Regions from separate parts of the Homo sapiens genome. Here region 1 is linked to region 2. A link is a contact called in ENCODE Hi-C data. All regions are on one chromosome and are shown on one strand. Each heading gives the region's core, a stretch centred on a gene start or an enhancer-like site at or near the end of the contact. The rest is flanking DNA. Distances are from core to core; before and after follow the strand shown.

The links. Hi-C counts contacts between places; a loop is a spot of excess contacts on that map. Pooled maps may share reads with other maps.
Region 1: a loop to region 2 is called in a pooled map, with 15 times the contacts of the local background. The contact joins the promoter of TSTD2 here to the promoter of IARS1 in region 2. A Hi-C loop is called at or near these places in 1 of 37 single-sample maps with no recorded cell type and 10 of 50 pooled maps.

Annotation. Positions count from the first base shown.
Region 1 is chr9:97,628,626-97,635,601 of GRCh38, reverse strand. It overlaps TSTD2 (thiosulfate sulfurtransferase like domain containing 2), which reads left to right and starts at 2,234. Exons shown (of 10, transcript NM_139246.5): 1 at 2,234-2,359. NCBP1 (nuclear cap binding protein subunit 1) reads right to left here and starts at 1,781. Exons shown (of 23, transcript NM_002486.5): 1 at 1,687-1,781. The coding sequence starts at 1,720. RefSeq lists enhancers at 1,284-1,363, 921-1,756, 1,921-2,215, 1,984-2,313.
Region 2 is chr9:92,292,447-92,299,620 of GRCh38, reverse strand. It overlaps IARS1 (isoleucyl-tRNA synthetase 1), which reads left to right and starts at 5,924. Exons shown (of 34, transcript NM_002161.6): 1 at 5,924-6,010. MIR3651 (microRNA 3651) reads left to right here and starts at 7,074; the gene lies at 7,074-7,163. It overlaps SNORA84 (small nucleolar RNA, H/ACA box 84), which reads left to right and starts at 7,028; the gene lies at 7,028-7,160. It overlaps NOL8 (nucleolar protein 8), which reads left to right. Exons shown (of 17, transcript NM_017948.6): 15 at 667-737; 16 at 1,285-1,364; 17 at 1,735-2,263. The coding sequence ends at 1,785. RefSeq lists an enhancer at 5,493-5,542.

The sequences.
Region 1 (6,976 bases), core at 985-3,484, 5.3 Mb before region 2:
AAAAATACAAAAACAAAAAAAAAATTAGCCGGGCGTGGTGGCCCGCGCCTGTGGTCCCAGTTACTTAGGAGGCTGAGGTGGGAGGATCACTTGAGCCTGAGAGGCGGAGGTTGCAGTAAGCCGAGATCGCGCCACTGCACTCCAGCCTGACAAAGAATGACACTCCGTCTCAGAAAAAAAAAAAAAAGGGAGGGAATTGTATTTTCTGTGCCTTGTACAGAGGTTACACAAGAAACCTCGTGTTAGAAATCAAAGCACGCAGCATAGTTATTTAATTTATACCTGTGTAGTGAAGAGAGCCCCGGACTGGATTCGCTCTTGCTGGTGTTTGGGAACTGACAGCTGTCCCTCCATCTTAGTTATGCTCAGTCTCTAGACCCTTAGGTGTCAGATAGAAAGCTGGACTAGAATATCCTCTCAAGCCATTCCTTCGTAGAAATCTGGTGTTTCACTATTAAAACTAAATGCATGCGATTCTGCCTCCACCTCAACTGCCACAACACTCAAGGAGAGACAAACGTTAGTAGATAAAATTTACTCAATTTAAAATGTCTGTTATGGGTTTTTTTCTTACATTGACAGCATCTGCTAACGTTTACCGCCTCTTAAGCGTTGGCAAATGATAAAACATCATTGTTGCTGATGTGTATTACCTCATTTAACCTTCACAAAAACCAGAAGATATAAATATCATTACTTCTGTATTACAGACTAAAGTTTAAGGAGATTTCATAACCTGGACAAGATCACCAAGTAAATGGTAGGGTCTGGCTTTGAACCTAAACCCTCTGGTTCCAAAGTCTCATCTCTTAACCACTACTATACACTCTCTTCAAAAAACAATACACTAAAATGTTAACAATAGAATTACTCTAAGTTTTACTTTTTTGGTGTGTGGATTTGTGTTTTTGACCGATTGTAAGGCTTATGTGTAATATAAGCATCTTTTTTTTGTTGTTGTTAAAACTAGAATTATTCCATCTTTATGAAGGCAACACTGATCTCCACGAGCACAATCATCCAAACGGAGATGGGAACCCCTGTTCTAACTCTCTCAGAGGCCTGAAGTTAGTTTTCTAGCACTCTCTCTCACACAAGGGAAATGCGCTTACGGCCAGTTCAAAATCTGCAGTAACCTGTGTCTGTTTATTAGGGACCTCTTGGGCGCAGGTAAGACAATATTCTTTCCCTGCAGCTTGAAAGAAGTGAAATCAACGGATAACCACTACCGGAACAGAGTTCAGACTGCAACTCATGAGATCTCTCAGTCCTTTCCTTCAGTGAATTCTTCCGAGCCCTTTTCAGGTGCAGCTTTGAAGGTTAAAACGAGACACTAGGACCAGTGGGTCCCTAAGAGGCGGCAGCACAGACACAGGTGTGCTTCCCTGCTCCGTGGTTTTACGGACGAAATTCTGAAGCATCCTTAGAGACCAAGGGTCTACCCATGGGGTTCACCAGGCCTTCTTTCCCGAGGATCGGCCCTTGACTCAAAGAACTGGGGCGGGGGAGAAGTCGCTTTCTAGAAGCCGCCCGACCACACCGCCACCATATTCTCCTCTTTCCCTCCGCGGCTCCCCGCACGTTCCCGGGGAGAAGAGCTTCCAGTCTCTTCCGTGGACACCCAAAGACGCCGAGCCTCGGCTCCCAACCGGGAGCGGCCTCCGTGGCCGGGCCGCAGGCACTCACCGTCGTTCTCGTCGCTGTGCCGCCGCCGCGACATGCTGCCCTCCGGTGCGCCGCGGAACCGAGAGGCCAGGCGGTAAGCGCTGCAGGAACTGTCTGGCCGCTGGCCGACGCAAGGACAGCTGCAAGGCGCGCGGATGGGCCGGCACGCAGGCGCACTAGCTCGCCACGGCCCCGGAAGCGCAGGAGAGGCCGCCGGGTGGGGCTAGGCGCTGCGACAGCCGGCGTGAGGAAGCTCAGTGGGCTACGAACGTCTGGCACACATGCAACCGCCCCCTCGGGCTGCCTCCGCCTGCCGGCTACTTCTTTCTCCCGCCTTCCGCTCTATGTCCTTCCGGGGCCACGCAGAAAGTGCCGCCGCTTTGGCCACTCAGAGCCCCCGGGCCGCGGTCGTCGTACGCCTGAAGGCGGGTCGTGCCGGCGGCCGCTCTAGTCTCCGCCTCCGCTCAGGCCGGTCCTCCGGGGCTTCTCAATGGTTTCCCGGTGGCCTCTCAATGGTTTTCCCGGCGGCCCTTGCGCCGACGCCAGGAGACTTCCGGAGCTTGGTGACGTCACGAGCGAGCTTTTCTACCCAAATACGCGGCGGGGGAATAGGCTCGAGGGCGGTGAGCAGTGACAATTGCTAGGCGGAGACAGTGCAGGGAAGAGAGACCTTAGAAAGGATCAGGACTGGCGGGTATGTGCTCATCTACTCCCACTTTCCGGCTTTTGCCGCCTTGGGAAAAGTGGGAGGAGAGGTTGGGCCAAGCTCGGCATGCGGGGTGGGGCCTGGGCGGGAGGCGGTGCCGCACGTGCCGCCCCTTGGTATGGAAAGGCCGGCCCTGACGCGAGCGTGCGGCTCCGGGCTTGCCGGCTGGCCGTCATTTTCCTTAAGTTGTTTGCTTAGGAAGGAACAAATGATTGTTTTAGTAATCTGTTTTCAAGGGTTATTGGGTACCTATATGCCTGTGTGTGAGCGTCCCCTCCCCTGATGTCTTTATGAGCACCATACTGGCTTATCTGCTTTGTCCATGGCCATCTGAAATTTCACTCTCCCGGCCTAATTCTCCTTCGGTCTTACCCATTTCAGTAAATGACGTCATCCGTCGGCCGCTTAATCCAAAAATTTAGAGTCTTTCTTAGCTCTTTTCCCTCTTTTTACATAACAATTATCTGTAAACCCTGCCTGCTCTGCTTTCAACACAAATCCAGAATCAGATCGTGTTACTGCTTTGTTTAAAAGTCTCCTATGACGGCCGGGCGGGGTAGCTAACGCTTGTAATCCTAACACTTATGGGAGGCCGACGCGGGCGGATCCGCTTGAGCCTAGGAGTTCAAGACCCACCTGGGCAACAAGGCGAACACCGTCTTTACAGGAAAAAAAAAAAAATTAGCTGAGCCTAGTGTTTGGCGCCTGTAGTCCCAGTTACTCGAGGGGAGGGTTGGGGGCCGAGGTGGGAGGATCCCTTGAGCCCAGGAGGTCGAGAATGCAGTGAGCGGTGATCGCACACTGCACTCCAGCCTGGGCAACAAAGTGAGACCGTGTCAAAAAAAAAAAGTCTCCTACGACTTTCCATTGCACACTCCATGCCATGGCCTGTGGGGTTCTACTTCTCCTCACTGTACTCCAACCACTCTTTCTGTTCTTACAATAAGTCAAGCTTGTTCTTATTTTAGGAACTTATACTATTTCCTTTACCTGAAGGTCTCTGGTTCTAAATCTGCGTGGCTGGCTCTTGGTCACTTAGGTCTCAGCTCAAATGTCAGGTCCTTAGTGAGGCCTTCTTTGGTTACCCAATCACTGTTTTATTTCATTCAACGAATATTATATTTATTAGCATTTAGCACCTCCTAGGTGCCAGGCAGAGTTCTGAATGCTGAGGATGTAGAGGTGAACAAAGGAAAACCCCTGCTCTCTTGGCGCTGATATATTCTAACGACCCATTCAGGAATACCCACAAATAGTGCCATCATAGGTAGTGAGCAACGGGAGAGTGGTAGATGAGATCAGAGAGGTAGGGGGAAGGTGCTCTGTGAGGACTTTGGACATTATCCAAGTGAATTGAGAAGTCATTGGAGTATGATTTTTTTTTTTTGAGACAGGGTCTCGCTCTGTTGCCCAGGCTGGAGTGCAGTGGCACGGTCTTGGCTCGTTGTAACCTCTGCCTTTTAGGTTCAGGCAATTCTTGTGCCTTAGCCACCCAAGTAGCGGCAATTACAGACATGCGCCACCACACCAGGCTAATTTGTATATTTTTAGTAGAGATGGGGTTTCGCCATGTTGGCCAGGCTGGTCTTGAACTCCTGGCCTCCCAAAGTGCTGAGATTACAGGCATGAGCCTCTGTGCAGGGCCAGTCTGACTTATTTTTTTAATAGTTACTTCTCATGCTCCCAAAGGAGGAAGATAGTTCAGCTTTTGCAGTAATTCTAGCTGCAAATGATAGTAGCTTGAACTAGGGTGGTAGTAAAGATGGTGGTGCAAAGTGATCTGATTGGATTGTACTTCAAAAGCAAAGCTGGCCAGGCATGGTGGCTCACCCCTGTAATCCTAGCACTTTGGGAGTCCGAGGTGGGTGGATCACAAGGTCTGGAGATTGAGACCATCCTGGCCAACATGGTGAAACCCTGTCTCTACTAAAAAAAAAAATACAAAAATTAGCTGCGTGTGGTGGCGTGCAGCTGTACTCCCAGCTACTCGGGAGGCTGAGGCAGGAGAATCGCTTGAACCTGGGAGGCGGAGGTTGCAGTGAGCCGAGATCACCCCACTGCACTCCAGCCTGGTGACAGAACGAAAACCGTCTCAAAAAAAAGTATTTTCTGAACAAGTGAATGATAGTGTGAGAAAATAAGGAGTCAGGAATCATCCCAAAGTTTTTTTTGTCTGAATAACAGGAAGAATAAAATTGTCTTTTACTCAGATAAGGAAGACTGGGGAAGACGAAAGTTTGGTTTTGAACAGTTGTATTTGAAGCTGAAGCTAGCTGGCTTCACACACAGTGTAAAATTCACACACAGTGGGGTATATGAATTTGTAGTTTGGGAGAAAGGCCCAGGTTGAAGATATAAATATGGAGTCATTTATTATATAGTATTCTAAACAGAAAATTTCCTTTATGTTTCCCTTTTTTCTTTTCTCATGTAATTTTCAAATATTTACAGAAGTAGGGAAAATTTATGATGAAACCCCATGTACTCATCATCAACTTCAGTAATTCTTAATTCATGGGTAATCTGGTTTCATTGATATTACCTCCTCTCTCTCAATTATTTTGAGGCAAATATAGTTTTAAGTCCTTGGAAGTAGATGAGATCACCTGTAGGGTAAGTATAGATAGAGTGGTTCAACATTTAGAGGTTGGGGTAATAAGGAAGATCCAGCAAAGGAAACTGAGAAGCAGGGGCCGTTATCCCTAGCTGGTATTTTCATGATTTGTTTGTTTGTTTGTTTGTTTGTTTATTACTTACTTAATGTCTCTCCTTACCAGAATATAAGCTCCAAGAGAGCAGGTACTTCAACTGTTTCATTCATAGCTGCATTCCCAGGACTATTCCATGGGCCCGGCACATAGCAGAGGTGCCACAAATAATAATAATTCAGAGTATGTACATAAATCAAAATAAGCTGAGACTGAAAAAAGATGCAGAGTCGGAGGAGATCATTTTGGGGTGGTGGGAAAGGCACCCCACACTCAGGTGCAGAGACCTTGAGTCAGGAAAGAACATGGCTCATTTGTGGAACTGGGCATGGTCCAGTGTGGCTAGAGTAGGATATCTGATGGGGAATGGGGAGCATAGTCAGAGATGAGCCTAGAGTATAGGGAAACTAAGTTTTTCAGGCCTTCAAAGGAAGCAGTGACACAGGGTAGCAGACAAGACATAAGTGAAAGGTGACACTTGAGTTCAGTCTTCATATACATAGTAAGCATATGGGGAGGGAAAGAAGTGAAAAAGTAAGGGAAACAAAGCAGTGGAAAGCATAAATGCTGGGACAGACTACATCAGGTCATATAGAGGGAGATTGGAAAAGATGCTGGAGGTGGGACCGGATTGGATAGTAATTCCTTTCGACAATGTTACCTCCCAAATGTACTGCCCTTATAGGTAAATAAGTTATCTGTTTCTAGAACAATGCCTGGAACCTAGAAGACCCTCCATAAATATTTGTTGAATGAATTTTAATTTGGAAATGATATATGTACTTTCTCTACCTTTACAATAAAACAGCTTTGAGCATGGAGGAAGTGTGTTGAATAAGATTCTTCTACTTATTTTACTTCTGCCTGGAAGGCTTACAGGTTTGTGTAGAGTTAGGGATGTACTTTTTTCAGTGGGACTTTATATGAAAGACATTTTCATGAGAAAGGAAAGAGAAGCTAAAGAAGGTAGTATTTCTTCACCCAGTCTCTTCCACTTATTTTTCAAATACAAGAGAATTTAGGTTTAATAAATCTGTATTACCTTGCCTTACCCTTATAACAAAGCTCATTTTGAGCCCCATGAAAGCACCACTTAGCTGATTCAAATGCATTTTATGTGGTGCAAGTGACATCTTAATTTATGAATCCAAGGAACAAAGGTCCTTTATAAGAAAGTTGGTATTGCCTGTGTGTGTCTGTGTATGTTTAGTCTCCATCAGTCCTATCCAGCATTGTTAACAAGCAGTGTGTGTTCCCCCACACATAAACTGCTCCTTGTTGCCTTCACCTGGTTGAGGTACCCTGTAGGCAGAGTTGTGAATTGGCAAAGTTTGTCACCAGTGTCTCCCACCTTCCTTTCTCTCATTCTTAGTGGTGCTTTTTCTGCTCCCTCTTGTGGAGTTTGGGACTACTTTGCATGTTACTATTTTCAGAACCTTCAGTGTCCACCTCTGGCTGCCTCCTTCAATATTGTCCTGAAGAAACTAACTTTGCCAGTTCACTAGTAATATGAAATAACCAGTTGTTATGTTGTGGGGCAGGAATTTGGACAGGGCACAACAGGGACACCTTGTCTCTGCTCTCAGCTCAGAGGCCAATCTGGAATCTGAAGGGTCTAGTGGTTGATGCTGGCTGTCAGCTGGAGGCCTCTGTTCCTCTCCACCTGGTTCTCTGTGTGTGGTCTCTGCATGGGTTGGATTGGCTTACTCACAATACAGTGGTTTGGTCTCCTCAGCGTGAGCATCTCAGAATGAGAGCTTGCACTAGCGTATCCTTTTGAGAACCCAACCTCAGTCATACAGCATTGCTTCCATCACGCTTTATTTTTGGGAGTAGTTAACAAGCCTGCCTAGGCTTAGGGAAATGGACCAGAAATACTGCTGCAGCCATTTTTGGA
Region 2 (7,174 bases), core at 4,675-7,174:
GCCAACCACACCTGGCTAATTTTTGTATTTTTAGTAGAGGCGAGGTTTCACCATGTTGGCCAGGCTGGTTTCGAACTCCTGACCTCAAGTAATCTGCCCACCTTGGCCTCCCAAAGTGCTAGGATTACAGGCGCCCTGCCACTGAGCCTGGACATCTCAGTTTCTTTAGAGTGTTCTCTAGCCTTTTTATAATGGAGAGTGTGTTTCCTTTTCCATGAGATTTGGATAGCACTAAGGGGAAGATAGTTTGTGCATAGAAAAGGGAAGGTGGCCTGACAGTGAAGTCACTGGTCTGGAAACAGGATGTTGCAGTTGACTGGGTGCCTACCCATGGGAGGCACTGGCAAATGGGGTAGCAATGGTGGGAGTGAGAGTATCAGCAACCAACACAGGAAAGATAGAGGTTCTACTTAAACAAGTCTTCATTATCAAAGCTTCAGATAGAAGAATGTTAGAGGGAGGGTTGTTTTAACTCAGGGCAAAATGCACAAAATACAAAGCAGATATATTTAAGAGTCTCGCTCACCTGGATTCTAGGGGGAAATGAAAAAAGATATATTTAAGAAATAGTGTATTTATGTTTTGAATGTAAATATTTCTTCTTAAATATTGAAATTAAACCAACCAATACCTATTTTTCTCTCTCCTTTGTCCCTTTCTTTTCAGAGAAGCATCATTACTTGAGAAAGAGACCACTAGATTTTTCTTTTTCTCTAAGAATGATGAACGACTTCAAGGTCAGTCCATTTTTTTCATCAAATTACATACATAGAACAGGTAATAATACAGCTACAGTAATTCACATCCAGGAATTTTGACCGTTGGTAATGTCATGTGGTTTAACCCCATTTGTTCACACTGATGAATGTTAACTTGTAAAGCTGTCAAGGTCTGAGAGCTCCCCACTCACCACTTTCTTTGCCCGCTCATTCTCATCAACAAAGGGTTGTTTTGTTCCAAGGGCTTCCTTAGATGTTAGACATATAAAACCCCTAAGTTTTAGTGCCATAAATTCCATGTGAAAACTCAGGCTGTTGGGGAGCTCATTTCTTAAAGCCTAGCATAAACAAAGTTACATAATAGTAAATGATATATATAAACAGTAAAAGCAATATTATATTTTTCATTTGGAAAGAAAAAATACTAATTTTTGAAAATAGGTAGAAACTGAGGGAAAAGAATGATCTTAACTGGTATTCGAGACCTTGATAATGCCAACACTTAGAATATTACCAATTTTAGTAGTAGTTTGCTGCCTCATCTTTCTTCTTTTTCCCCTAATAGGTTCTGACTTATTCTGGAGAGGAGTAGGAAGTAATATGAGCAGGAACTCTTGGGAGGCCAGAACAACCAACCTGCGTATGGTGAGTAATTGTTTCTCCATATTATTTCCTAAAATAGACATGTTACCTATCTAGAATTACAGTCCTGGAAGGGAACTCATGAATGGTATAGGTGAGGAGACTGCAGACTGGCTCAATTGAGTGACTGGTCTCAGAATCCAGCCAAGCCTATTAAGTAACACGAAAGCATCAGATTTTTAAAGACTGAATTATAGTTCCCATTATAAACAGTTAATGCCAAAAATGCCAATATCCCCTCTTCATTTCAAAAGAGCACTTTCAAAATAGGTTTCCACAGCCCTGACAGTGAGAATAACCTGTTTTACTTCTATCTACTGAACATCTTAAAAACAATTTGTTTATTGCTAACCAAGTCTTTTTTTTTTCCTAGGATTGTCGAAAGAAACATAAAGACGCAAAAAGGAAAATGAAACCAAAATAATAAATGTCAGCTGGTTTTGATACTGAATGTGAACAAGGCTCACCTAAGGAAACTGACCCAGAAAACAGTTTTAGCTGACAAAGAAGAAATTTCAGAGTGAAGGAATTTTAAAAATCTGGCTGACGGAATATCATTCTGGTTGCCATCTTTTTCTGTGGAACTCCTCTGCATTTCTTCCTAAGTAATTACTTCAAAAATTAAATTCAACTTCTTATAAAGGAAGAACAAGATAGTCCTTGAAAATACTTTTTGTATATAATCTCTTTGCCCTCTATCCTGAGTAACTAATGGACATCTTCTCATGCAAGGTTTATATGAAGCCTTTTTAAATAAATGAGTCAAAGCACTTGTATTTTCCAGCCTAGGCTTTGTGTGAATTATAGGCTATTTGAAATTTTATTTCTGATTATGTCAAATACACCTTCCATTTTGTCATTTTTGTTTAAACTGATAAATTACAAGTCAACATTGAGTTTTATACTTGTGTTTTGGTGAATGGTTAACTGAAATATAGGACATTTCAGACCAACATCATATAAGAGTTCTGTGAGGACCAGGAGAGGAAGCCAAATACAGTTATCTTGTCATTGCCTCTAGGAATTAAGGAACAACATCTAGATGTACACCAATCCCAAAATTCTAGTTAGACTAAAAGCTTATGAAAAATACCAAGTGCCTGAAAGATAGGTAGTCACAATTAGGAGTCAGGACCCTGAGCCCAAATAGGGAAACAGATTTAACATTACATTAAATAAACCAACCTGCCTAGATTTCAAGACATACGTCTCCTATCAAAATGGGCTCTGTATGAAATAGTATTACATAGGCCGGGCGTGATGGCGCACACCTGTAATCTCAGTACTTTGGGAGGCCAAGGCGGGCGGATCATGAGGAGGTCAGGATTTCAAGACCAGCCTGGCCAACATGGTGAAACCCCATCTCTACTAAAAATGCAAAAATTAGCTGGGTGTGGTGGCTCACACCTGTAATCCCAGCTGCTAGGGAGGCTGATACAGGAGAATCACTTGAACCCAGGAGGCAGAGGTTGCAGTGCTGAGATCATGTTGCTGCACTCCAGCCTGGGTAACAGAGTGAGACTCCATCTTAAAAAAAAAAAAAAAAAGAAATAGTATTATATAGTTCCAAGGGACTATCATTAAGCCATGATGTGTGTACCTAAAATTAGTATTTATTGATTTACCTATGCTGAATATAAACTCTTAACTGTTGGGATTTCATCTGGTGTGTTAACCATTATGACCCTAGGGCTTATGCTCTATGTTTTTTTAGTAAGGGTCCAAGGAACTAAATAACTTGAAGAGTAATTCTGGATTCCTAGGTTTCCAAAACTTCAGACTTCAAGGAGAGTGTGGACAACTAAGCAGCAGGATAAATAATTCACACTTTCTACCTTCTCTTGATGTAGATCACATTTGTACCTTATTTTCTATTGCTGCATAGCAAATCATCTCAGTAACAATCATTTATTTTATGCACAAATACTGCAATTTGGTCAACACTCACTAGGGACTGCTGATCTGTGCTGTGTGCTTTCACTGGGGTGGTTCAGCTAGGGCTACGGGATCTGTTTCTAAGATGGCCCACTCAGTGCCTGTTCATGGGCTTCCTTACAGCATAGCAAAAAAGCTCTAGGAGCAAGTGTTCTCAGAGGCAGGAAGCAGATGCTGCCTGTCTCTTAAGGCCTGGCCCAGAAACCGGCTCAGTCACTTCACTGTATTCTACAGGTTTAAACTGACACACAGCCCAACCAGACTGAAAGGGAGGGGACACAGATCCTCACTTCTTAGTGGGAGGAGTGTCAGAATGTGTGGCCGTAATTTAAATCCGGCACATGTTTCACAAGCAGACAAATAAGTAACATCAAGTAGCCTTGCCCACCCCCCAGTTCCTGCTCCCCAGATGAAACCACCTTCAGCAATTTAATTTCTCTAGTATTTACCTCCATGTTTCTACCTAACATGCTTATGCTCTGATTTCTTGGTTTTTCACTTCCAGACACTACATATTCTGAAAAGGTGAAAAAATTATTCACCTCTTCAGTCCAAGTAATATATTTTGACTACAGTTAACTTTTTTGCTGGAATTTTTTCATTTGCTTAACTTTTTCTAGACTTAGTCTTCCCATACCTTCCAACTGTGGGACATGATGAGGTTTCTCTTCAAATAGCCTGATCAATCCTTTATTCTTTAATTCACAGTGCCCCCCTCTTCCCTTTTTCTCCTCTTTCCTTTCTGCCTTTGTTACATGCCTAGACAGGCCACAGTACCAGGCGTTATCAGTACCAGCTCGTATTCCTTATCCGAAGAGAAGACTAGCTCTCTAGCTCATTACAGACAGCCCTTCCCCCTTTCCCCTCTCTCTTACGTGCCCACCTTATCTAAAGAAAGTTAAAATGTTTAGCCAACTGTGGTTATTTTAGATTGTGAGGCCCAACTCCGGCCAATGGAGAAAGGGTACAGGGGCAGGGTTTGTGTCAGGGATAAAGGTTCTCGTGCCCCTTTGTTCTGGTGTGCTCTCATGGTGACTGGCCAAGGAGAAGCACCCCTCTGCGCAGAAGTAAAATTGCTTTGCTGAAAATCCTTTGTTTGAATGTTCAATTTCCTTAGGATTTTGAGCATTATTTCCAACACAACAGTACTATTAATATAAATGTTTCTCAATCAAATTTTTAAATAATTAGACTTGGCCTACCTCACCTTTGTCCAGGAGCCCTCTGTCTGGCTCTATCTGGGCTCTCTGGATAGGTGACAAAAATGAACTGAACAAGGTGGCAACGTGAGGAATGTGAAAACTTCAAACACATTCCAAATACTTTCAGTTAATTAACAAGATTTGCAGCTATTAAATTATGTACGTTATGTGAGTATAGTCAGAACACTGAGTTACCCATGATGGAGGACATGAAACCACTTTAATCCTTCACACAGGGCCAAGACGGTAAGTAAAGTTAAATATATGCTGAACAGACTATCAAAATGTTCCTAAACTTAATAAGAAACTGCATTCTACCTATTCTAGGCCAGATAAATTTTTTATATCCCTCTAACGGATACAATAGGCAGCTACGGAACTACTCCCAATTTGGCAAGATCCAGAATTTCCTTTAGAGGCTCTGGGGCCAAAGCCCGAGGCCTACTGCCCTTTGCAAGGCTCCAGATTTTAACCAGCAGATCAGTAAGGTACCAAGCCGACTCATAGCAATGATAATAAGTATGCAGGCCGGGTGCAGTGGCTCATGCCTGTAATCCCAACAGTTAAGGAGGCTAAGGCAAGCAGATCGCTTGAGCCCACGAGTTTGACAGCAGCCTAGGCAACATAGCAAGACCCCGTTGCTACAGAAAATACAAAAATTAGCCGGGCGTGGTGGCGCTAGCCTGTAGTCCCAGCTACTTGGCCAGGGATGAGGTGCGAGGATCATCTGATCCGGGGAGGTTGAGGCTGCAGTGAGCCATGACCGTGCCACTGCACTCCAGCCTGGGCGACAGAATGAGACCGCTTCTCAAAAAAAGAAAAAAAAATCGTTTGTGCAATGTTTTCATTACCGGAAACATTTTAAGTAAAATACAATAAAACTTTTAAATCTGGTTGTCAGACCCTTCCTTCCCTTTTGTTATTATCGTTTCACGTAGCCATTTATGATAGGAGAAGCGGCTTTGGGGTCGGCGGCTCAGGGCCCAAAAGTATAATTATTAAAGCCACCTCTCCGGAAGTTGCTGTTTGTCGTTATCAATTTAGGTACGAAGTGTCCAGTCAGATAAATACTGACAAAAGCAAACAAGATGAAGAACATGAGCCCCGACCTCGGCGCCCCTTCCCAGTGGGCCGTCACCTACCCGGAGGTGCCCACAACCCGAGTGAGACCTCGGTCTACACTACTGCAACGGATACAAGCAGCACGCACAGCGCCGCCCTCAGCGCTGGTTCGTTTTCCACGTGGAGGCGCAAAACCAGCAAGCACCACTGTCGCACCATCCGAGCCAGTGGGCGCAATCATGTCCGGCGCGACCAATCGGCGCCTGGCTTGTTGGCAGGTGTCAGGCAGCGCGCACTGATTGGCCGGTGCGGAGCCTGTCTCCTTCACTGGATCCCGCATTTTCAGCGCGTTGCATCACCTCCGTGCGCCCGGTTGCAGCGTGGACGCCGGATGAGTTGCTTTTAGGCTTGCTGGCCCGCGGGGCTGTCCAGGCACGCGAGGCCCCTCAGGTACGCCCTCTCTTCCCTGCAGGATCCGGCCCTCAAAGACGAGGGTCACGCACGCGTTACAACCCCGAAACAGTAGCACAAGATTTAATTTTTAAAAGAGCGTGTTTCTTCGGGGCTTGCCGTTCGTTCGTTTCCAGCCTCAGGAATTTATGGTCGCCTTTTTGAATGAGGTAGTGTTTGAAATGAGTAAAATCTTTTTAAAATGATATACATAGTATAAATTGATATAGCTGTGACTTTATGTATAGGCAATACGTATTTTTATATGTCTTAATTTATTACCTTCAATGGCTGCGAGATACTTATTTTATTGATGTACCGTAATTTACTTCAGTCACCATGAATATTTAGATTGTTTTCAGTTATTTGCCTGGAGAAACAATTATTCGGTGAATGTCATTGTATACACATTTTGTACATTTGCATGAGTATACCTGTGGAGTCTATGTTAATAGGATATAACTAAATTGAGGAAACGTTTGAGACGGTCCCACTTTCAGGTTACATTTGACTTAATAGATTATGAAGACCTGAGAATAAAAGGAGAAACAGAAATGGATTTAGAGGAGAATGAAAAGGGGGAACAGAAATAGGCTTATAGGTAGGATCCACATGACTTGATGATTAATTGGTTGTGTGTATCTTCTGAGTAGTGTCAGGGGTGACTCAAAAATGTCATGCCTAAGTAATGGGAAGAATATTGGAACCACTAATACAGTAGTTTAAAAGGGAAGCAATTCTGGAAGGAATTATGAAATTTTAAACAAAACATGGTTTTAGTGTGCGTTTCTAAAATATATTGAGGCAAAATAATATGAAGTAATGTGAATAATATGTAGTTAATATCAGGGAGGGTGGTCTCGAAATTGCTGAACGGGAAGTTGAGGTTAAGGTGACCTGAAGGAGTTGTGGAGCAGCGAAGAGTCAAGGGCCTGGATTATAATAAGAGGGAAGCAAAGGGGATGGCATCCCTCTGCACAACAAGGTTGTTGTGCAAGGTTAACCTGCTCTGTCCCTGCCCTGTGGTTGCTGGATGCTGTTGTGCATGGACAGCTCTCCAGTGGATTCGATGGGCCATAGCAATCCTGTGATTTATGCATGGAGGCTGCTTCTCCTCAGCAGCTGCCATAGCCCGGTCGCTGGTACATGATTCTTCCTGAATAG